2 separate regions of the Homo sapiens genome follow, and region 2 is linked to region 1. A link is an interaction called in ENCODE POLR2A ChIA-PET data of the cell type or tissue named here. Cell type or tissue: A673. All regions are shown on one strand. Links, peaks and the distances in the headings refer to the core of each region. The heading gives the core; the rest is flanking DNA. Region 1 holds the start of LOC105369143 (a long non-coding RNA gene). Region 2 overlaps LINC01116 (long intergenic non-protein coding RNA 1116).

Region 1 (11,305 bases), core at 1,657-9,656:
AAATGCCATTTAGCTTGCTCGCTTTTTCTTTGCCTGCCTCTCTCCTTCCTTACCTCCCTCCCTCTCTTCCTCCTCCTCCTTCTCTCTCTTTCTCTCCTGTTAGGGCTTAGTTAGAAGAAGAGGTGTTTATAAAACAGATAAAGTTCAGCTTGCTTGCCTTGCCTTGCTGGCTTAGAATGTGAAAACTATGGAAGAAGGCACACATTCTAACGGATGCCTGAGAAAAATTGCCTCTTCACAGAGTGTTTGGAAGAAACACCATTAAATGAAAGGCAAAAAATAATTGCACAACATCTCAGAAACCTTGCTCTCAGCTGCTTGATGAGCTATTTGTGTCTCTTCGTGGATTTTTTTTTATTTAGAAAAATGGGATGAGTCACTTTTTATTTTCCCCTCCTTTGGAGTCTTAGAGGTTGTTTAATCTCAAGCGAACTCAATTCACATTTTCCTGGCAATGTTAGCTATCAACTCAAATCATTTTAGTCATTGCATCATACTGCCAGTCAGCAAGCAGGGACCTAATTAGCTCTTTGCTTTAATGGCAATAGTTAAATTTGCATTATTAATTTAAATATTACAGACACTGTGGACTTGGGCACATAGCTGAGAGAAAGATGTAGAATGAATAATAACTTGCTGAAAAACACCAGTCATTATTCCCATCATGTTCAAACTTTTTAGCTATAATGATATCAATTAAAATCCTAATCCTGGAAAAAGACTTACTGGTTCTCTTTTGTTGTAAAAACTGCAGTTGTATTTAAATGCAGGGCTGGGGTATTCAAGCTATATGTTGCAAAATACAGTGGTCACACAGATCAAGAGATACAACTAGAGTTTTAATTATATTTTTGCTTTTTTAAAAATATCCAAATGATAAAAATGTATGAAGTTCTTTGGCATCCTGTCCTGAACATTCCTAGTGTTTCGCATGTCCTGAAGTACTGCAATCACTCTGCAGTGTCAAAACCTGTTTGGGTTACAAGACAGATGGGACTTTCAAAATGAAATGTACCTAAGACTGTTTGCTACTATATATATAAAATGTCTCATTTAGTCTCATCTGTGATTTTCCAAGAGGAAAATGTTTCCAGGAGCAATTTATCTCAGTCCTACAGGTTTGTATCACTGAATGACCATCTGAAAAACAGGGCTGGAATCTTTTCTTAAAGGGAAAGTGCATAAGTGTGTTACAGAGTTATTTTCAATGCAGTAGGTGAACAACATGAAAGAGCTCTAAAATAAATGAAATGCTAAATATGAAAAAACTGAAAATATGAACTTTATATGTTTTCATCTGGTGTGTGAAACCTTTCATTTGAGTTCAAAAAATATTTCATACTGTATCTGTGAAAACAAAACAACTGGTAGAAAAGATAAAATTAATAGACAACAATGCTCAATTTTGTGCCAAATTGTACTTTTTAGCTTCTCCTTCCCCTTAGTTACCTAATCAGCTCCTTATTTGAGTAAACCAGCCTATTACTTCTTTGACATGAATGCCCTCCCCTCTTAAGACAGCTACCACTTTGATAGGGCCTACAAGTCAGCTAGCTGCAAAGACTCCCTTAATGCCCTGAACTTCGATTTCTCTTTTATGGCCTCTACTATATATTTATTTATTTTGTCTTTAATTGAAGATCCTCATTTCCTCTTTCAAATAAGTTCTTTGCACTCAGACTCTGTGTCTGATTTATTTTTGCCTTCCTGACAATGCTTAGTACTTGGGAGGAGCTCAGTGATCTTGACTGAATGAACAAGAAATGAGCTGGCTACAGAGGGATGATGCAATGGTTCAGTCATCAAATTTAAAGTCACTTTTGCTTTGGTTGCATAAAATGCATTACTCCAATTTTAAAAGATGAACTATGATTTCATAATTTATTTGGGTCAAAGACCTGAGTTCAAGCTATACTTGATTTTGCTCATCAGTGGAGTGGTTCTATCCAAGGCTCAGCTTCTTTAGCAGCAAAATGGAGATAGTAGTGACTTCCCAGTTAGGATTACATAAACAAGAACCCTGTGGTCTTGTTGGTGAAACATGAGGTCTAAATAACAAAACATATAATGCCTCTCGATTCACTGGAAATTGCAGATAAAAATGTACAGGGTTATAACTGCTAATAAATGCAGTTGCAACTGTGTTTGATCGATACAGCATGGTGGCAAAGTATAAGGTCTAAGTCTTCAAGGAGGACAGGCTATACCAGAAGAGCATCTAGTACTTTAGGTACCAGATTATTGAGTACTAGTTTAACCCAATACTGAATGGGTTAGCAATCTATATTGTCTTAGGATGGCAGTTTAGAGTAGTAGTCAAGAATACGGACTCTGGAGTTAGAATTCTTGGGTTCGAAGCTTAGAATAATAATAAGTGTCTTTTAGGTCTTTCAGGATCCTTGTAAGGATCAAATGGCATAATTTACATAAAGCTCTTAACACAGTGGCTCTAGCCTTTGATGAGATCTCAATAAGTGTTAGCTATGATCAAACAATCAAATCATTACTAGTTCATCTGTATGCACAAATATGCTTCCTGTTGTTTTAAAAGTAATTCTATGTATTTTCATGTTTCCAAAAACAGGGGATCTCCCTTCCCTTTTTCAATGGACTAGCACAGGACCTGCCCACAGAGGCCCTAACTCAGTGCTCTCTGAATGAATGGATGAATGGGTACAGGTCAGTGCTCAAAATTAACGGGCAGGATGTGTCGATGGGAGCCAACAAAAATATCGATACTCCACTATTTACATGTCAGGGAGTTGAATTATTGTCTACTGGACTCTCCCAGACCACTCTGGGCACTGTTTTTAGTGAAGCGGACACTTGGGGTCACACTTTTGATGACAGCAATAAGAGTGAACACTTGGTGAGGGTTTACAATGCACAAGCACCATGCTAGAAGCCTTACGTGCATTATCATATTTTATCTTACCATAACCCTCTAACATGATACCATTCTTATTCCCATTTTACAGGGAATATCACTGAGGCTCAGAGAGGTAAAATTAATTTGGCTGAAGTCAAACTGAACAATGAGGGCACTGTGGCTCAAACTCACATCACTGGAATTCCAAGTATATGTACCTGACGTTACATAATATTGTCTCTGTGGAATGCTTTGAGGAAAGGAACCTAAGATTTTGGAACTCTGAGACTATGCTGAATCTGCTAAAATTTTGAGATGCTCTCTGTTCTGGAGGTAAGTCTCAACTAAATGATTCTTCTGATTATTAACTCGGCACCCCTGTTTTGAGCCAGAATCAACTCCAAATTTGCAAAACCACCTCTTTTCCTTTGCCAGCACCCTCTGCCACCTGCTGTCTTTCCTGTGTTAAAACCATGGGGCAGAGAACACTTAGCAAATTAATAGAAGAAAAAAACCTCACTTTTCTGGCTCATAAAATGTTGAGCCAGTTTCTTTGGAACCTCCTTAGCTAAGATACTGAAAAGAATGGAATTTATACTACAACTTTCTTCCCAGATGGTAAAGTGCTTTACAAATAATGGAACTAATGCAATTCATTTGTAGTGAGTCAATTTGTCACCTTGGATGTTGTATTAACTCTCTGAAGCCAATTCAATTGCGGATTCAATAAATAAGCTCTTCCAGTGTACTACATGATGCCCTGCTGGTTAGAAAGAGTCCTACATAAATGGTAATTTGATCCTTTGCCACTCTGAATTCTTTAATCCTTGAAACATGCTTTTGAGAGATATGGAAAGAATTAATGCTTCCATTTTCTTGCTGGAGAAACTAAGGAACATATGCCATAAGGAATCAATCAGCCAATCTCAGCTCTTGCTCAATTCTGTGACCATTTCAATGCTCATTTCATAAATATCATCTAGACTGATTACTGCTCATGGGTGTAAAAGTGATCAGCAAAACTCTGCTTGAAAATATTTCCCTGACTCAGCCATAGTTGCTGCTGTCCCCTCAGGTGAATTTGAAACTGCTCGTGTTTTGTATTCTGCTCTCATCAGCTTCGGTTCTATTCTCACCCTTAGCCATTCTGAAGGGTTTCATTCTTTGGAGGGGCACAGCTCTGTGCATTACGTACTAGATGCTTCCTTCATACCAAGTTGAAAGTCATTGTTTATTGAACCAAAGTTGGCACCGAGAATGGAAACAAATGGGAAAAGGATGTGTATCTGCATTCACATTGTGTTATTTATGCCCACAGGTCCATGGCATGTAGCACGTATAAGCATTTTTATTTATTTATCTTTTAGTGAACTCAAGTAGTCCTTAAAGAAATGCATAAATATAGAATAAAATTGAATTTCAGAAATAAAGAAACTTGTATTAAAAAGCAATGCATGTCACCATGTTCAATGTAATTCCCTGAACAGAATTCCTTTGGAAAAGTAAAACTGACACATTTGGCCTCACTAAACTGTCATGATGAGTTAAACATTGATTATGGGGGAAAAAATGAACCCTGGACTAGAGGGGAAGTCATTCCTTATAATGCAACGGATAATAATTCTGTAGCTGTGCCATCCAGAAGTCCACGTAATGCTCTTTTATTCCGGGATATCTTATGTGGGATTTAAAATGTCTAGAGGGATTTTCTAGAAGCATTGTTTTGTTCTGAATAAGGAAGATAGGTCAGAATGGATAGGGTCTTTTTTTTTTTTTTTTTTTTTTTTTTTTTGGCCTTAAATGAGAAGGCCCATTTTTAATACAACCACTGATCTGGTGATTGTATTTGCTTTATTAGTAGCTAGTAGTATTATTGTTAGTATTTGCTGCATATTTTAGCCTCATGATGTCATCCTACATAGCTCAGTATTTCTGGGCTTCTTCAGTTTCTTCCTTGTGAGTAATTTGCCTTCTTTGCATTTTTGATGGATAGCATTGTATGAAAAAATATTAAAATACCCCAATGAACACTGTATACATCTATTGTGAATTCCACATTAAAGGGGTCCAGAAGCATGTTATGAATACAGAGGGTTGGTTCATTTGCTTTCTTCAGCTTGCTGAATGTACTGTTTGTCTTGATGTAGACTGTTATTTATGAAAAGTCTGCATAGTGGAAGAAAACATAGGGAGTACTGTTCAAAGAATCGTTAAGGAGGTATTATTTCAGATAATAATGTAATTAGACTCCTTTAGAGGAAAACGTAACTTCATATTTTCAGCTTTTCTATGGGAACATAGCTGTGGCTAATTAAGGGAAAAGTCAACTAATTTATAATGTTTAAATTTAGTGTTAAACTTGATAATATACCTGAAATTACAAAAGCCAAAACAACTCCAGCCCTGGCTCAAAAGCAGTTCTTTAATTTAGGATTAGATGAACACTCTTTCTGCAACCAAAATTCTAATTTTGTAGAGCCTTCTAGATCTTAAAAGGCATCAAAGGCAAAAGAAAATTTCTCACAAATCTGCCATGTTCAAAGTATCTACTTCAAAACAGAACCTTTTTTTTAATCTCCAATTTAGCCTGACAAAAATTCTCTTGGGCTTTTATTTCAAAAGATGAAAAATGAGCCATGGCAGTCAATGGAGTGCGGTGACTATTTATCTGTTTATGCCTATCCATGTGATTGCTAGAAAAACCAGATTTGACTTTGAATGTGATATGAAGAACGTATGCTAGTCACAAGCCCATATTCCTCAGAGGAGAAATAGGTTAAAAACTCAAAACTAAAATTTAGAAACCACACATTTTATTTTTGTAAAAAATAATTCAAAGCCTGATTTTTTTTTCAGTTAAAATGTGTGTCCAAGTTTTAAATAAACCTATCATATGGCAAATCAACTCCCAGTTTACACTTTTTCCCAAAACCAAAAAAAATCCAGGTTCCCTCTCTTGACTTTGGAGCCCCGCTCCCTCTGTCTCTGAACGGGGGAGCTTCTATCTTCTGCCTTCTCCCATCTTTCTTGCCTATTAAACTCTCCACTCATTAAAACCACACACACACACACACACACACACACACACACACACACATACACACACAAATCACAAGGCTAACTATTTAATAATGTCCATGTTTTACTTTATGTAACAGGTATCTATCAGAAAAATACTAATTTTGATTAATTGAAGAATGACATAAATGCACAAAAGATGCCTTTTATTTATAGAATTCTATGGCAAATACCTTTGCAAAGCAAAGAGCATTTCTATAAAGCTAATAATAATTCTGAATCATTCTTATTTTGTAGTTCCCAATTTTCATTGATTGGGCTTTAAGTGGATGTGCACTTAATTTATAAGGAAAAATTTACACAGAAAATTTATATGGCAGCCATTCTGCCATAATCAAAAAGCAAATTCATTTCTGAAGGAAAGTAGGAAAGACACAACGGCATAGTGCCTCTTTTATAGCCACATCTGCACAGCTCAGGGAAAAGTTAACAGATATGTCTGCTGATCACATTACAAAGCTGTTATGAGAGAATAAAGTTGCACCTTTGATGGGCTATTGCAGCTGAGTTAGGGGTCCCCAGTCATTAGAAGTTTTGCATGTCACAGATCAGAGCAGATTGGAGACCCAGAAATACTTTATGCAACTAGCTGAATTTTGGTCATTTCCATCAAATATCAGTGGACTCATTAAATAAAGATGAAACACACGCACACACATACACACACACACACACACACACACACACACACACACCCGAGATAAAGATGGGTTTAGGTTATTTCTGACTTTCACCTCTGTGATAGAAGGTCCATTGTGCTCATGCAGTGCCTTCAGGACACCCGCTGAGAACAAAGCTGCTTTCAGGAGCAGTAAGTGATTTCATTCTATTAATGTCCAGGTGATATGTGAAGCCCATTATCACATCGCTAATGTGGCGGCAGACATTTCCTGGCCAACCCAAGGCAGTAGCTCAAATGTTGGTAAAATGTGTGACTGGAAAAGGTAGTCCTTAGAAATCTTTTTAATTTTCTACTAGTGAATGCTAAAAACAACCACAAAACTGACCTTTTCAATTTCAAAAGAAGATGAAATTGAATGCTGCATGAAAAACCACAGGAAACATTTACACAAAACAATTTACAGGAGTTAATGGAAGTGTTTGGGTGAAGTGTGTGTTTTCCAGACGCAATGGGTCCCATGTTGTCGGAGAAAGCTTGTCATTTGAGGGGAAAAGTGAGTAATGTAGAAAAGCAGGTAATTCCGGCTCACTTCACAGCACACTGAATGAACAGGAATCACCCCTGACTGTCGCTCACTCTCCCCATGAGAACATATCATAACACATTGGGGGCCACCTCCATGGTCCCCCGTCAGGCAATGTGCCCTGTGAAACCAACATAATCAGCTCCTAGAAACATTGAGTATACTGAAGTACAGAGATGCATAGGCAGGTTAAAAACAGAAGCTGCAATATTATTAAAATTAACCACTCAATTTTAAGAAGATACTGGAAAATGATGCACATATTCTCAATTAACATCTTGTCAACAGTTCTAAATCCAGAGAGAGCTCATATTACCCAGAACTGTAACTACTTCTCTGAATTTAAGATCCCACCTCAAATAAATGAAAATGTATCATTTTTCAGATGGCAATGCAGGCCTACCCGCTAAGCCTGATTTTTTTTAATGAAATATGTTACTGTAAAAATAGTTAAGATTTGAGTTTTAGGCAAAATTTTTAAAATCTAAAATGAATACAGTAAAATCAATATTGATTATTAGGAGGAAAGGTGCTAATTGAGCCTGGAAAACCTTTTAAGAACTAAGAGGAGAAAATTTCCAGTAAAACTACAATAAATTACTATTCAATAACCAGAATATTTGTGTGGAATTTAACGTCAGTACATCAGCCTCCCTTTAATTTTTTTAAAATCATATATTACTGATTCACCCAGGAAGTCTCTTCCAGTAATAAGAGCAGTGTCATTTTGGCAAGTTACCTTTTCAACCTATATTTCATTACGTTCTAAAGAAATCCACTTTTTAGATTTCTTATGCTTTTAAGAATTCATTTTTAATCACCCCTTGTTTTTTAGCACTCAAGTCTTTCAGAGCTTGATATATACTTCTCTCACAGTAAAGTGAAAGCAAAACCATTTTATTTTAATAATGGATCACATTTTAATATTTCACACAACATTCTGAGAGCAAATATTCTTGATGACAAGTTTAAGAGAACAAGATTTTATTCCTTATTGTGTCATTACAAAAGCTGACCCAAAAGTTCAATAAATTGCCCTGACTGGGCAAATACTGGCAAAGTCCAAATCCCCTATAAACGTTTGCTTTAATCAGTGTCAAGACTGGTGCTGATTGTGAGTTGAAGAACCCCAACATTAAATCTGTATGTTAGCATTTAGGCACTCCATTGAAGAACTTTTCATTCCTGAACACTCCAAGGGCTTCATATAGGCTGAAACCTATTGTCTGAAGCAACATTCAAATGCCCTGAAACATATTTCTGTTCTCGTTAGACACAAAAGCAATTCTGGTCCTTCCCAACAGATGCTTCTCTATGGTACCCTTACCCATTTAGTACTATATTTTACATTCAATCTATCTAATTATCCTCTTAGAGAAAAAAATCTGTAACCAATTCATATTTCTGGCTTCCTAGACATATTTATGGTTTTCTTCCCATCCACCCAGGGAAATGAGAAAAATGGAGACATTTGAAACTGGGCAACAGTTTCCTCAACATCTCTTTTTTTTTTTTTTTTTTTTTTGAGATGGAGTTTTGCTCGTTGCCCATGCTGGAGTGCAATGGTACGATCTCGGCTCACTGCAACTCCTGCTCACTGCAACCTCCACCTCCCAGGTTCAAGCAATTCTCCTTCCCGAGCCTCCCAAGTAGCTGGGATTACAGGCGCCCACCACCATGCCCAGCTAATTTTTGTATTTGTAGTAGAGATGGAGGTTTCACCATTTTGGCCAGGCTGGTCTCAAACTCCTGACCCAGTGATCTGCCCACCTTGGCCTCCCAAAGTGCTGGGATTACAGGCGTGAGCCTCCGTGCCCGGCCCTCCTCATAATCTTTATTGACTGGGTTCCCTTCTCCCATCTTACAGGTGACACGGGGTGACAGTGGTGCTCCATATTCCTGAAGACACCTGGAAATATTGTGGGACGTGCCCTGAGTTGACATCAGGCAGGTCCTACCTTCCTGATTGGCCCCTGTTGGTGCTTGAAGAGCCCACTGAAACAACAGACTGAGCAAAGACTTTTAAACGCTGCACGTGGAATCTACCTCAAAGAATATCTAGTTCAAACTGGTCATTTTGCAGATGAGAAAACTGAGGTCCAGGACCATGAAGAGTTAACAGAGGATTAACACTAAGGCTCTGTCCCCTGATTTCCATCCCAGTGGTCTCTTTCCAGCACACAGGCTGTGCCACAGATTTTATAGGCATCTGGAATTTTGCTGGCAGGGTTACTTCTAAGAAATCTTTCGGTGGAATCTCTTTAAGTGGCCCCTGGAATGTAAGCACTATGGGCAGTCTGTAGTGACCCAGAGCTCCAAAACAGAGTTTCTAAACAGGCATGGCAGCAAATCCCAGCAACATCAGGCAGATGCTTTAGACATTTAAGGATCTGCAGATACTGCAGAATCCCTCAGTTGTGTGGTCAGCACATTACAACTCACATAACTGTAAAATTTTGCTGCAATAAAAATTATTTTTATAATAAAAAACATACTGTTATAAAAGTATTACCACTGGTAATAGCACCTGTTTTGACATCACTTTATAAAGACTTTTCCTGTAATTATTTCATCTTGTCTTCACAAAACCTGTGATGTCGTATGAGCATACCTATTTCCATAAAAGGAAACTGAGGCTCAAAGGGATTAAGTGATTTGTTTAATGGTACTCAGTTATTAGGCAGCAGAACAGGAACCTGAATGCCAACTCCCCTGCTTCTATACTTTGCTCCTACTAATCACAATCCCTCTTGATATGAGCTTTAAAATGACTTTCTTTGCAAGTTTCATGAGCATGTTGATAAACAAAGGTCTCTAGGAAGTCCAAATGTTTTTTCGCTGACTACCGCCTGGCTTCTAGTTCTCTTTCAATCTTTTATTTTTAGTCTCCTTTGCATTTAAGTTTGAGACAATAAGATCCTGAGGAGCTTGACTGTGGCCTGGGCCTGGGGATACTTCAGGATTGTGAACTCAGGGAATCTGAGGCAGGAATTAAAAGGTACATGAACACAAATAGGAACACATCTTCTCAAGAACTTAGGCTTTTTTTTTTTTTTTGGATAGGCCTCAGCCTCTTTAGTAGCTGGGACCACAGGTGCACCACCATGCCCAGCTATTTTTTTTTTTTAATTTTTTGAGACAGGGTCTCCCTATGTTGCCCAGGCTGGTCTTGAACTCCTAGGCTCAAGCAATCCTCCCACCTCAGCTTCCCAAAGTGCTGGGATTACAGGCATGACTCACTATACCTGGCAATTTATGCAGGAATCTTTTTTTTTTTTGTAATCTCTCTGTGAATTCATTATAACACCATTTTACTGTATATTTAACAAATAAAGCTATCCAAGAAAACAAATAAACAACAACAAGAACAACAAGAAAAACAAGGAATTCAGTAATTTACTACTAACTCAACATTCACCAAGCCTCATGTAATACTTATCTAAGGTAGCCAAACTACTGTTTTCTATGAGAAATCTTAGAATTTACAGCAATTTATGATCAGGACTGATGTCTGAGCTCTTGAAACAAAATTGAGAGCTGGGGTGTCCAGGAACCCAAAGAGAGGTGCTATCTGTTTTGTGTTTTGATTTGATTTGTTTTGCCCCTCATTTCTCAAGGAAGCCTTTCTGTGATCTATAGCCTTTGCAAAGAAGAAGAGTTGTATGGAAGGGCCAGCTTTGGGGTCCTTAGATGAATTATTTGGGAGCATTGCCTAACACTACTTTTACTGACATTCAGCCAGGTCAAGGCCATGGCTCCAAATAAGGAAAAAATAAAAGGCTACTGTCCAGCTGGGTCAGTGGCTGGTATCTTAGCTACTTGCACCAAAGCTCTGGTATAAATATTTGATTGTTTCTCTCTAGATTTTTTGGTTACATTTCTGGAGAAAACAGAAAAGCTACAGTATACATGCCTGTGTTTACACACACACACACACACACACACACACACACACACACACCCACAATCACACAACAGTAAACATTCATTGGAGGTGGAATTCTGGTTTAAGGATCAACTCTGCCCCAGATTGTATAAAAATAATAGTAGCATAATCTTTTAAACCACTGTTTTGATCCCTAGCTTATTTTTACTTTATTAGTTAAATAATTAATATTCACGTTAAGCCAACGACTTATCAGTGGCTTTAAAG
Region 2 (11,305 bases), core at 1,537-9,536, 66 kb after region 1:
CTAACCCAGCCAGCTTCATGCCACCAGACAGCCAGGAATGGAGGGATGTGGTAGTGAGGCATGGCTTCCAAGTGGCGGTGATGTGGAGCTGTCTTGAAGGACATGTAGGAATTAGTCAAGGGAGAAATATAAGAAAAATACTTTATAGTGTCTTTTCCAATATTAGAAAATAAAATAATTAAGACAGATGTTAAAGCCAGGAAACATTCTCTTCCTTGAATATTCTCTTCCTGTGTGATACAGTTTGGATGTTTGTCCCCTCCAAATCTCATGTTGATATTGATTGCCAGTGTTGGGGGTGACTGGACCATGGAGGCGGATCCCTCATGAATGGTTTTGCATCATCCCCTTGATGATAAGTGAGTTCCCACCCAGTTAATTCATGAGACATCTGGTTGTTTAAAAGTCTAGGACCTCCCCGTCTCTCTTTCTTGCTCTAGCTCTCACCATGTGACGTGCCTGCTTCCACTTCTCCTTCTACCATGATTGGAAGATTCCTGAGGCCTTCACCAGAAGCCTAGCAGATGCTGGTGCCATGCTTGTACAGCCTGCAGAAACATGAGCCAATTAAAGCCCTTTCGTTTATAAATTACCCAGCATCAGGTATTTTTTCATAGCAACGCAAATGGCCTAATACACTGTGCATTTGGCAGGAAGCTGTTGCTGGTGGTCTGGGGGACTGAATGATTGAATAAGCTTTCAATTTAGGAAGCTCTTGAGAGAATTCTGTAATAGCACTTTCCAGTAGAAATATGTGATTCACGAATAGAATTTTAAATGTTCTAGTAGCTCCGTAATAACATTACAAAAAAAAAGGTGAAATTCATTTTAATAATCTTATATTTCACCCAGTATTTCCAAAATATTATCATTTCAACGTGGAATCAATATAAAAATAATGAGCTATTTTGCAATTTTGTTTTTATATGAAGTCTTCAAAATCTGGTGTGTATTTTACATGTATATGTTTCAATTTGTACCAGCAAATTGCAGAGCTCAATAGCCACATGTGGCTAGTGGCTCTTATATTGAGGAGTCCAGTTTTATAACATCAACATTAAATCTCACCATGGTCACCAATGAAAATGAACCCAGAGTATTCTGGCTGGATTTATTCATGATAACTAATCCCTCACTTACATAAACAGTGTATGCTTCAAGAAGGGAGAACAAAGATTCTGTAAAGATCTATGTCCTAGGCATTTCTCTTATATTTGACAGCCAATAGTGTTTATGACAAGCCCTATACTTCATAAGCAAGCTATGACACAGTATTGTAAATACAAATGTTTTAACTGTGGGTATAGTAAAAGCATTTTGGGCTTCCCAGATTGGCTAGATTCCACCATCACTGGGGCCTGTTTGTGATTATGCATCTATGATACAACTCAGAACCAATTATTCCATCATAAAAGGCATGGTCAAGGCAAACTCTCACACATAATGTCACCTGTGATCATTTTTTTCTTACTGAAATAGCTGCAGTGCTGTTGTATACAAGCGTATTTCTTTTAATGAGATAAGACAAAATGATAGCATTGAGATGAGAGACTTGTAATGACTTCCCACTGGGAGCAATGATCTCTGGTTCTTAGTTTCTCCACCTGTGAAATGGCAGTAATAATTTTGGCCCTAAGGTCTTAGTACCATGAGGATATGAACAAATACTTTTCATTTGTCTGATTCTCAGTTTAGCACAGGACTTATGATTGCAAAAGTATTTCTTCAATCTCCAGAAGTGTTTGTGAGAGAGAGGGCCATCCAGTGAATTACTTTTTCTTTATTTTCTTTAGTGGGTCACTCACAGTTTGTGACAAGAGCATTAGCAATTGCATAGCTGGTGCCAGGGGCACTGTGGAGTCATTGAGGAAGTCACTGTTAGCTACAACCCGTATGAAAGCCAATTACTCTCTAGAGAGGCAACATGCCATCCTGAGAGAATACAGGGCTGGTGCCTCAAAGTTTTTCCACAGACAAGGTACGCAGCCTGGGGCAAACTATTTTAACTGCAGCTTTCTCAGCTGTGAAAAATGAGAATGGCAATCCTTACTGCTTTGGAAGAGAGTTGTGTTTATTAATTAGTTTGTATTTCAAAGTGCTTCACAACTGGAAAGTTTCACTATTGGATTAAGGAAAAATTTCCTTTCATTTTATCCCTCTCCACATTAGGATGAAAAGAAACTGTGCTTGCTGAGGCTGGGAGAAAAACGGAGGGGATTCAGGCAAAAAAGCTAACAAACCTGACTTCCATGGTAGTGGCTCATTTCCCCGGCTGTAAGATGGCACCCATTAAAGGGAGCTTTGTAAATTAGGTATCTTAAAGGGCAGCCAAACCTGCCATCTGAAGAATTACTTTTGTTTTAGACTTAATTTTTATGATTGCTTCAAGAAAAAAAGGGAAAGAAAATGAGCCAAATCACACTGTGATAGGGGATTTGAAAATGAGAAGTAGCATAAACAATATCATGTTTTCTTGCCTGAAAAATAGGAGGTTGGATCTGCTTATATGCCAGCCTTTAGACTCTCAAATCTCCTTGTTCTATTTCTAGCTTATCTCGGTAGGTCCACCAGTATTTTCCTACCAAGTGTTCTACTATCATTAATTGTTTAAAAAAAGAGAAGAGAGAGAATTCATTTCTATTCTTCTTGTGGCTGTCCCTTAGTTTTTCATTTCTCCTTCCATACTGGGGAATACAGGTGCCTGGCCAGGGACTGCACTTCCAAGCCTCCTTTGCATCTAGCTGGGTCATGTGACAAGTTCTCGCCAATGGAAAATAAGCAGAAGTAGAGTTTCTAAGTGGCTGTGCCTTTTCCAGTATCTCTGGGGACTGGAAATGATTCTGAAGCCATAGGGAAAAGCCAAGCCTCAAGAGAGAAGGCTGAATCCTTTATCACCACATGGAGGAAAACCTCCCACAGATAAGGAACATCTGCTTTGGATTGTTATCTGAGTGAGAGAGAAACTTCTGTTGTGTGAAGTCGCTGGTATTTTGAAGTTTATTGTTAATAGCAGCTAATGTTACCCTAACACATATACTGCCAAAGCTGACACTCTTCCCCAAAGTTTCCATTATAGTTGTCTTTTCCATGTCAGAACTTGAAATTCCTTTAGGACTTTCGTGACATTCAATATAGTGCAGGACATGTAAGGTATTTAATAAATGCATATGGAATTGAGGAAGGAAGGTATAAAGGAAGGGAGGGAGGAGGGAGGGAGGAAGGAGTGGGTGAATTAATGTGTATGCATTTAATGTGACTCACTTATTTTCTTTTATGCTTTTAAAGCCAACATGTCCATTTCCACCCTCCACCCTCATTCTCACATTAAGCTATGGAGAGGGGGAATATTTGTACTTTTTTCATGGTCTTCCAAAGGATGGACATACTACTGCCACGAGAGAAATTGCTGGTCAGAGAGAAGCAATTCCTTAGAGAAAGCAACCCACATATCATCACCCAAGAGAGCTGAACCATTGCCAACATCTCCATCAGGAACTTGGAAGAGTTTTCTGTCTTCCCAACACAATAAAACTGGAGACACGAGCATGCAGAGCTCCAGCCAGCACAATTACATAAAGCCAAAGCACATTATCACTTGCAGGCTGCAGGATTTATGGCCAACTATGATGGAAAATACAGAGATACTTTACTTGTCTGAATTCAACACTCAAAAAAGATAGTATGTATTATATTAATGATAGAGAAAAGTTGTATATATTGTACTTTTTCTAATGAAAACCTTAGTAAACAGAGCAGAAACAGATGCCAGCATCTTAGAGAAGAAAGAAAAATGGAAAAGATTGCCAGTTTGCTCCTCTTCAGACAATATGCAATTGCTGTTCTTGTTGAAAAATTCCTTTCAAATGCATTGAGGCAGCATTTCTATTTTGGTGGTTTTCTGCATTTGAGTTGCTGCTTCTAACTTGAGTGGAACAGAGAAGTTTGTATTCTCTATGGGTGTCTGCTGTTCCAAGTATGAAGCAGTGAAGCTAAAATCACTTTACTTCTAGAAACCTGTGATTTCCATTTGCCATGAGGTTAGCACTTCCTCTGGCAGTGCCTTTGCCACGAACTGTCATAGAACCATGCTGTTTATCTAGCATAGCATTCTTCTTTATCATAGCTGCTTACCACTTGTTTCTGCTCTGGAATGCACCCTGTACGTGCAGGTTATGTGGTGTCCTGGCCCAGTGCTGGCACACGGTGAGCACTCACAAAAATATTGAAGAGCTCTCTTCAGGTTGTAATTTTATGTTACCAATGTTTTTACACAGTTGGTTTGCATTATGAGTACACAGTGAGAAGGTAAACCAGTGTGCTGTTTGTCTATCGTTTCCAAATTTTGAATTATTTAAATACATGTTAGTGAAATCACTGTTTATCAGAACCAAAATTGCAATCTTAAAACTTCTGCAAGATAGAAAAGATTGTTTAACAAAGGAAGGAAAATATTACAAAAACAGATTTCTCTCTTAATTTTGTCAGTGCTTGGACTTGGTCCCCAAATCTTAAAAGTGAATTTGTTTCCAGAACACCTGAAACAGAGACCACATTTTTATGTTTGCCTTTTTGCAGTGAAGTTTACATTAGGGAGCTATATTTTCCTTATATTTATTTTTAAATCATTTGGGCTTTCCAATAAAATAGCATTCTCATTTTCTTCCCTCTTCCCAGATTAATGCATTTATTATTTTAATGCATGAAGGGGTCCACGTGGCGCTATGGTTGGTGGCTGGGATGCTCTGGAGTGGTGCGCTTGGAAAACAATGTGTTATTTGCACTTGAGAAAATACTTTGTTGGCTAAGTGTCTAGGCACTGAAACAGTAACAGTTCATCAAAAGACAGTTATCCCAGATACGCTTCCAAGAGTGGCAATCAGTTTTCCTAAAGAGTCAAAGAAAAGAGTGAGAATTGTGGGAAGTGGGAGACTAGAAGGACAGACTCATTTGGAAACAGGAAGTGGTTCAAGGAACTTAGGATTTGGAATATAGGAAAAGAAATGGGGAAACATACCCATGCCTTCTCTTCTCTGTAGACATCCAATTTGAACCTACTCCAGATTAGTAGGAAGTAAAATCATTATCTGATGTTCTGTGGCCACATGGAAAATACATTGGTAGTTGCAACCAGACTAGAGTCAACATTGAGAAACCAATAGAACCACTAACTTGGGCTGGTGAGGCACAGCTACTGGTCAAAACCTGCCCAGGAGGCCCAGTACCACTCACAGTCAGGATCGGGGTCATGGTAGGGGAAGGTCAGCTAGCTTACTGCAGCCCATCTCTGATGGGGAGGTGAGGACTTCCAGCCCTGGGCTGCTCATTCACCTCCCCTCTGGAGCAGTAAACAGGGAAGTAGCAAGAAGCTAAGCTCCTTTTGTTAGGCATTGTTAATTCCTCCAAGGTGACCATTGATGTATTTTTTATTCAGTAACTTAGCATATATGTGTGTGCACAATTAATAGTTATATATAATAAAAGTGAATATATTAAAATTTAAAAAAATAAATTATGATCATTGCACAATTCTGTGACTATACTACAAACCATTAAAATGTATACTTTAAATGGGTGTTTTTTATGTTATTTATGTGATTATGTCTCAATAAAGATGTTTTAAAACCATAAATGTTTTTATCCATTATTTTCCCTAAAAAATCATGCATTGGGTTTTGTTATTATCATTGACTTCCTTCCTTCTGTGTTTTTATATTGCCTTCTTCAAGTCTTGGTGATCCCAGGATATACTCCAGAACTGATAAATGTTGGCTAATGAATTGTAGCTTTATTCCAGTTTTAGCACTGCCAGGCCAGGCTATATTGTCTGTGTTATGGGGTCAGTATGAAAAATTTTACTAAAAAATGAAACTGACCCAGAGAGAGGCTCTTCATGAGCTCCTGCACTTCCTCCTACTCACCTCACCTCCCAGGGTGCTCCTTGCCTTCTCTGGGTATTGATGCTTATTGTGATCTTGTGTACCATAATTTGAAAGGTATTCTCTGATACCTTCCACTACTACACTCTGTGGTTACAGAAGAGATTGGTGGACATTGTTATGAATGTAAAAATCGGTGGTTATTTTTTAACCTGTCTTCAAAGCTGATTCATAAACAATAATTCAGCCTTACAATGTCTTGTGTGAGATAATTTCAGTTATTTTATAGATAATAAAATCTTATAAGGGTTATATTCGGTTCATGAGAGTTACTCATTTCCTTTTCTGGGGATGGTTGGTGAATCAAGTGAATAGCATAGAGAAGAGCTTCTCAAACTATCTCTTGTGGAAGGTTAGCTTTTTAAAAAATTTTCCAAGAGGTTGGCAACTTTTGTAAAACCAATAAAAATAAACTACTGTTTTTCAAAAGAAGACATACAAATGGTCGTGGTATGAAAAAATGCTCAACATCACTAATCATCAGGGAAATGCAAACCCAAAGCACAATGAGATACCACCTTGCTCCAATTAGAAGGCGGTTACCAAAAAGACAAAAGAAAAGTGTCTTTTCTTACATACTATTGGTAGGAATGTAAATTAGTACAGCCATTATGGAAAACAGTATAGTGGTATCCCAGAAAATTAAAACAAGTACTACCATATGATCCAGGAACCCCACTAATGGGTATATATCTGAAAATAAAAATCAGTATATTAAAGAGATTTCTGCACTCCCATGCTTATTGCAGCACTACTCACACTAGCTAAGTGTCCAACAGTGGATAAATGAATAAAGAAAACGTGATATATATATATTCACAATAGAATACTACTGCACCATAAAAAAAGAATGAAATCCTGTGATTCGCGACAACATGCATGAATCTGGAAGACCTTATGTTAAGTGAACTAAGTCAGACACAGAAAGAAACACCACATGATCTCACTCATATGTGGAAACTTAAAAAAAAGGTTGGGGCCCGGCGCAGTGGTTCACGCCTGTAATCCCAGCACCTTGGGAGGCCGAGGCAGGCGGATCACGAGGTCAGGAGATCGAGACCATTCTGGCTAACACAGTGAAACCCTGTCTCTACTAAAAATACAAAAAATTAGCCTGGCGCGGTGGCAGGCGCCTGTAGTCCCAGCTACTCGGGAGGCTGAGGCAAGAGAATGGCGTGAACCCGGGAGGCGGAGCTTGCAGTGAGCCGAGATCACGCCACTGCCCTCCAGCCTGGGGGACAGAGCGAGACTCCGTCTCAAAAAAAAAAAAAAAAAAAAAGGGGGTATCACAGAAGCAGAGCAGAACAGTGGTTACTAGAGACTGCAGACGGGGATGAATGAGGGGAAAAACAGGGAGAGGTTTGTCAATGGGTACAAAGTTACAATTAGGAGGAATAAAATTCTGGTGTCCTGTTGCACAGTAGGGTGACTATGGTTAACAGTAAGGTATTGTGTATTATAAAATAGCTGGAAGAGAGGTTTTTGAATGTCCTAAACACAAATAAATGATAAGAGCATGAGGTGATGGTATGCTAACTAAGCTGATTTGATCATTATATAACAGATACATGTATCAAAACATCACATTGTACTCCATAAATATATATAATTACAATTTGTCAATTTAAAAAAAGTTAAAGAATGCAAAATGCTTGCCCCCTTTTAATATTATATTCAGTAGACATAAAATTACATTTCAACTAATATTACCAAACATAAGAAAAAAAGTGAATTTTAAAAAACTGTACACATTGTTCATTGACAATGTCTGGAGAGACAAATAGAGAAAATTACTGTTACACTCATAATTTTTGTAATTCTTCAATCATAACGAAGTTATGAATGGAATAAATTCTGCATATTAAGCACCTATGTACACACTTTAATGAACAATTTGTATATTAATGTGTAATTTTCCTGTGATGAATGAGCTTGCTTCTTGATGTTAACTTATCTAATCTAGGCTAGACTGATGACAGTGCTACTTATAGGGGATAATGTATATCAAAACTGTCTCTATGTTTTGATAACAAAATAGACAAACCAGTCTTACATAGATATATTCATGGCAAAGAAAACAGGATATTCATTTTTAACATTTTTTCCCAAAATGTAGCAAGTGATGCTCTATGCAAAATTTTTAAATTCTTTATCAGTAAGCAGTTCCAACAATTTATTCTGTAAATTTGTAGTTAACTTTTGAACAGACAGGGACTTTTGTATTTATATACATTTGAGTTACAGTTGACAACTTAACCTTAAAATATTACATGCTTTAGCATGTTCTTACTACTTACCATCTGTAGCTCACCTTATGATTTCAAAACTCCCTGATCTGGTCTATATACTGTTCAATGAAGACAGTCCATTGACCATGCATTTGAACGTTAAGGCAATGTCAAATTCCTATAAAAATTTGTGCCCAATTACTCTCAATTTCTGTACATCTCATTTCAGACTAGTAATAGTTGATGGGCCACACTTTGAGTTATGTAGATAAAGGATTCCTTTAGTTCAGCAAAGCAATTGAGGTCATCTGTTGTGGTGAACTCAAGCAAGAGATTGGTGGTTGGACTCAAAGCAGATTTTATGAGATCCTGTAGATTGAGAATAACCCAAAGGAAAGGCTCAGAAAAATTGCCATTAGGTTCTTCATTTGAACCTTTCCTGTTCAATCCTTTTACCAATGACTTAGATGGGGTTATAAACTTATCAGATTTAAAAATATAGTTTATATTTATTAAGCATTTATTTTACATAATCCATATACTCAGCTAATTGTTCAAGGATTATTTCATTTAATCTTTAGAACAAAAATTTTATTATGTACATACTGTAATGCACAGTTCACAATAGGGTTATAAATCCCCAATTTATAAGTGAGAGAAGTTAAGTAACTTCCCTGAAGTCGCACTGCTAGTTGATGGAACTGGGATTTGAGTCCAAGCCAGCAGACTCCACATCCAAAGGCAAACCACCTAGTGGACAGGCAAAACTGGCCAAGATTGGCACAACTGTAAGTGAAGGAAACAGAATATTTGAAATATTCTCTAGGCTAAATTGCTAGGCAAAAATCAATAAGGTGAAAATAAGAGGAATAACTCTCAATTTCTCTATTAGATTAACATAAGTCAATTGCACAAAAGCAGGCTGAGGAAGATCTCACGCATCAGAGTCTCTTGGGCATCACCTTGTATCTTGCCAGCCTTTCTCTTCCCCCCCCCTTGAGACAGGGCCTTGTCCTGTTGCTCAGGCTGGAGTGCAGTGGCGCCATCTCAGCTCACTGCAACCTCCACCTCCCGGGCTCAAGTGATTCTCCTGCTTCAGCCTCCCAAGTAGTTGGGATTACAGGCATTCAACACCAAGCCCAGCTAATTTTTGTATTTCTTTGTAGAGACAGGGTTTCACCATGTTGGCCAGTCTGGTCTCGAACTCCTGGCCTCAAGTGACCCACCAGCCTCAATCTCCCAGAGTGCTGGGATTATAGGCATGAGCCACCGTGCCTGGCCTAGCCTCACTTCTAATTCTAGCTGCTGCTGTGGCACATATCCTCTAAAACAGGGGTCCCAACACCTGAGCCATGGACAGGTACTGGTCCATGGCCTGTTAGGACCCGGGCCACACAGCAGGAGGTGAGCCACAGGTTAGCGAGCATTACCAGCTGAGTTCCACCTCCTGTGAGATCAGTGGCAGCATTCAATTCTCATAGGAGCTCAAACCCTACTATGAACTGTGCATGTGAGGGATGGAGGTTGCACACTCCTTATGAAAATCTAATGCCTGATGAAATGACCACCACCCTATCTGTGGAAAAATTGTCTTCCACAAAAAAGGTTTTAGTGCCAAAAAGGTTGGGAACCACTGTGCTAGAAGCTCTGCAGGACACTTCTGCTAACAGAACCTCATTTAAAGAGCTCACATTTCTGCCCTGAGATTATTATTATTCTCCTCCTCCTTCTTCTCCTTCTCCTCCTTCTCCTTCTGTTTCTCCTTCTCCTTCTCTTTCTCTTCCTCCCACCTCCTCTTCCTTCTCCTTCTTCCAGCTTTATTAAGTATAACTGATGTGCAAAAATCTGCACATATTTAATGTCTATAATTTGATGAGTTTGGATATATGTGTACACACATGGAACCATCACCATAAGCTAGGTAATAAACATATCCATCATATTTATCCATCATTAACCTCTCCGAAAGTTTCCTTGTGACTCTGTATTTTTTTGTTTGGTTTTTGTTTGTATGTTTGTTTGTTTTTGTGGTAAGCACACCTAATATGAGATCTACTCCCCTAAAATTTTTAAGGGCCCAGTACGGTATTGTTAACTATAGGTACTGTGATGTATAGCAGTTCTCCAGAACTTATTCATGTTGCATAACTGAAACTTTATACCCATTGAACAGCTCTCCATTTCTTTCTCCCCCAGTCCCGGGTGACCACACTTCTACTCTCCACTTTTATGAGCTTGTGTAGTAATAAACACCTACATTAAAAAGGAAGAAAGATCACAAATAAACAACCCAACTTTATACGTAAAGGACCTAGAAAAGGACAAACTAAGCCAAATTAGCAGAAGAAAGGAAATAGTAAATATTAGAGCAGAAATAAATGAAATAGAAAATTTTAGAAAATCACAAAACAGTTGTTTTCTTGAAAAGAACCCTATTGTGAACTGTGCATGCAAAAGATCTATGCTGCGCACTCCTTAGAAGAACCTAATGCCTGATGAAACCATCCCCCGACCACCACCCCATCCACGGAAAAATTGTCTTTTTCCCCTGAGAAGGATGGTTAAAACTGACAAAATTCAGCTCAACTAAGAAAATAAGATTCAAATAAATAGAATCAGAAATGAAAGAGGAGACATTATAACTGATGCCACAGAATATAAAAGACCATAAGAGGCTACTGTGAACAATTATATGCCAACAAATTGGATAACCTTGAAGAAACGGATAAAGCCCTGCGATTCTTAGGAACTGCACCTAGAGAAGCCTGCTCAGGTCACATGCAACAGTAGCTGGGGCAACTCCTAGACAACAGGTATGAGAGTTGATGGATAAATGTGTTTTGTTTCAGTGGTTTTCATTATGAGCAATTCTGAGTAGCATTCTATATCCTCAGATGGTCCTAACAAGATAGTCCAGTTGAGTACAAGAGGAACCAACTCTATAAGGAACTGATGGGCTTCTCCTCTGTCCCTGGTTGTCACTCCTGATCCCTAGGATCATCTTCAAAGACACCTGCTGCACACAGGTCCTGGTCATCAGACTCTACTTACTCTACTTTGGTGGGAACCCAGGTGAAGACACTGACCTAGCAGCAAATCATGTAATAAATAGATCTTATTAGATGACAAGTTCAGCCCAAG

What was found. Peaks named below come from ENCODE experiments on the same cell type or tissue, not always from the same donor. Only the 100,000 strongest peaks of a DNase experiment are listed, where the experiment ranks them.
Region 2: POLR2A ChIA-PET joins it to region 1 with 10 read pairs; 1 of 35 experiments calls an interaction of 5 or more read pairs at or near these places.

The regions. Positions count from the first base shown.
Region 1 is chr2:176,671,579-176,682,883 of GRCh38, reverse strand. It overlaps LOC105369143 (a long non-coding RNA gene), which reads left to right and starts at 3,126. Exons shown (of 2, transcript XR_001739797.2): 1 at 3,126-3,202; 2 at 9,020-9,660. In A673, for the core only: a CTCF peak has its summit at 3,350 (motif pointing left); DNase peaks (open chromatin) are centred at 1,660, 3,343 and 3,443; H3K4me3 peaks cover 1,450 bases; H3K27ac peaks cover 7,071 bases.
Region 2 is chr2:176,605,761-176,617,065 of GRCh38, reverse strand. LINC01116 (long intergenic non-protein coding RNA 1116) reads left to right here. Exons shown (of 5, transcript NR_188023.1): 5 at 3,286-5,629. Among named protein-coding and RNA genes, the nearest start is that of MIR1246, 10 kb to the right of the region's middle. In A673, for the core only: no CTCF peak of the experiment used is centred there; DNase peaks (open chromatin) are centred at 2,825, 3,245 and 3,495; H3K4me3 peaks cover 779 bases; H3K27ac peaks cover 2,846 bases.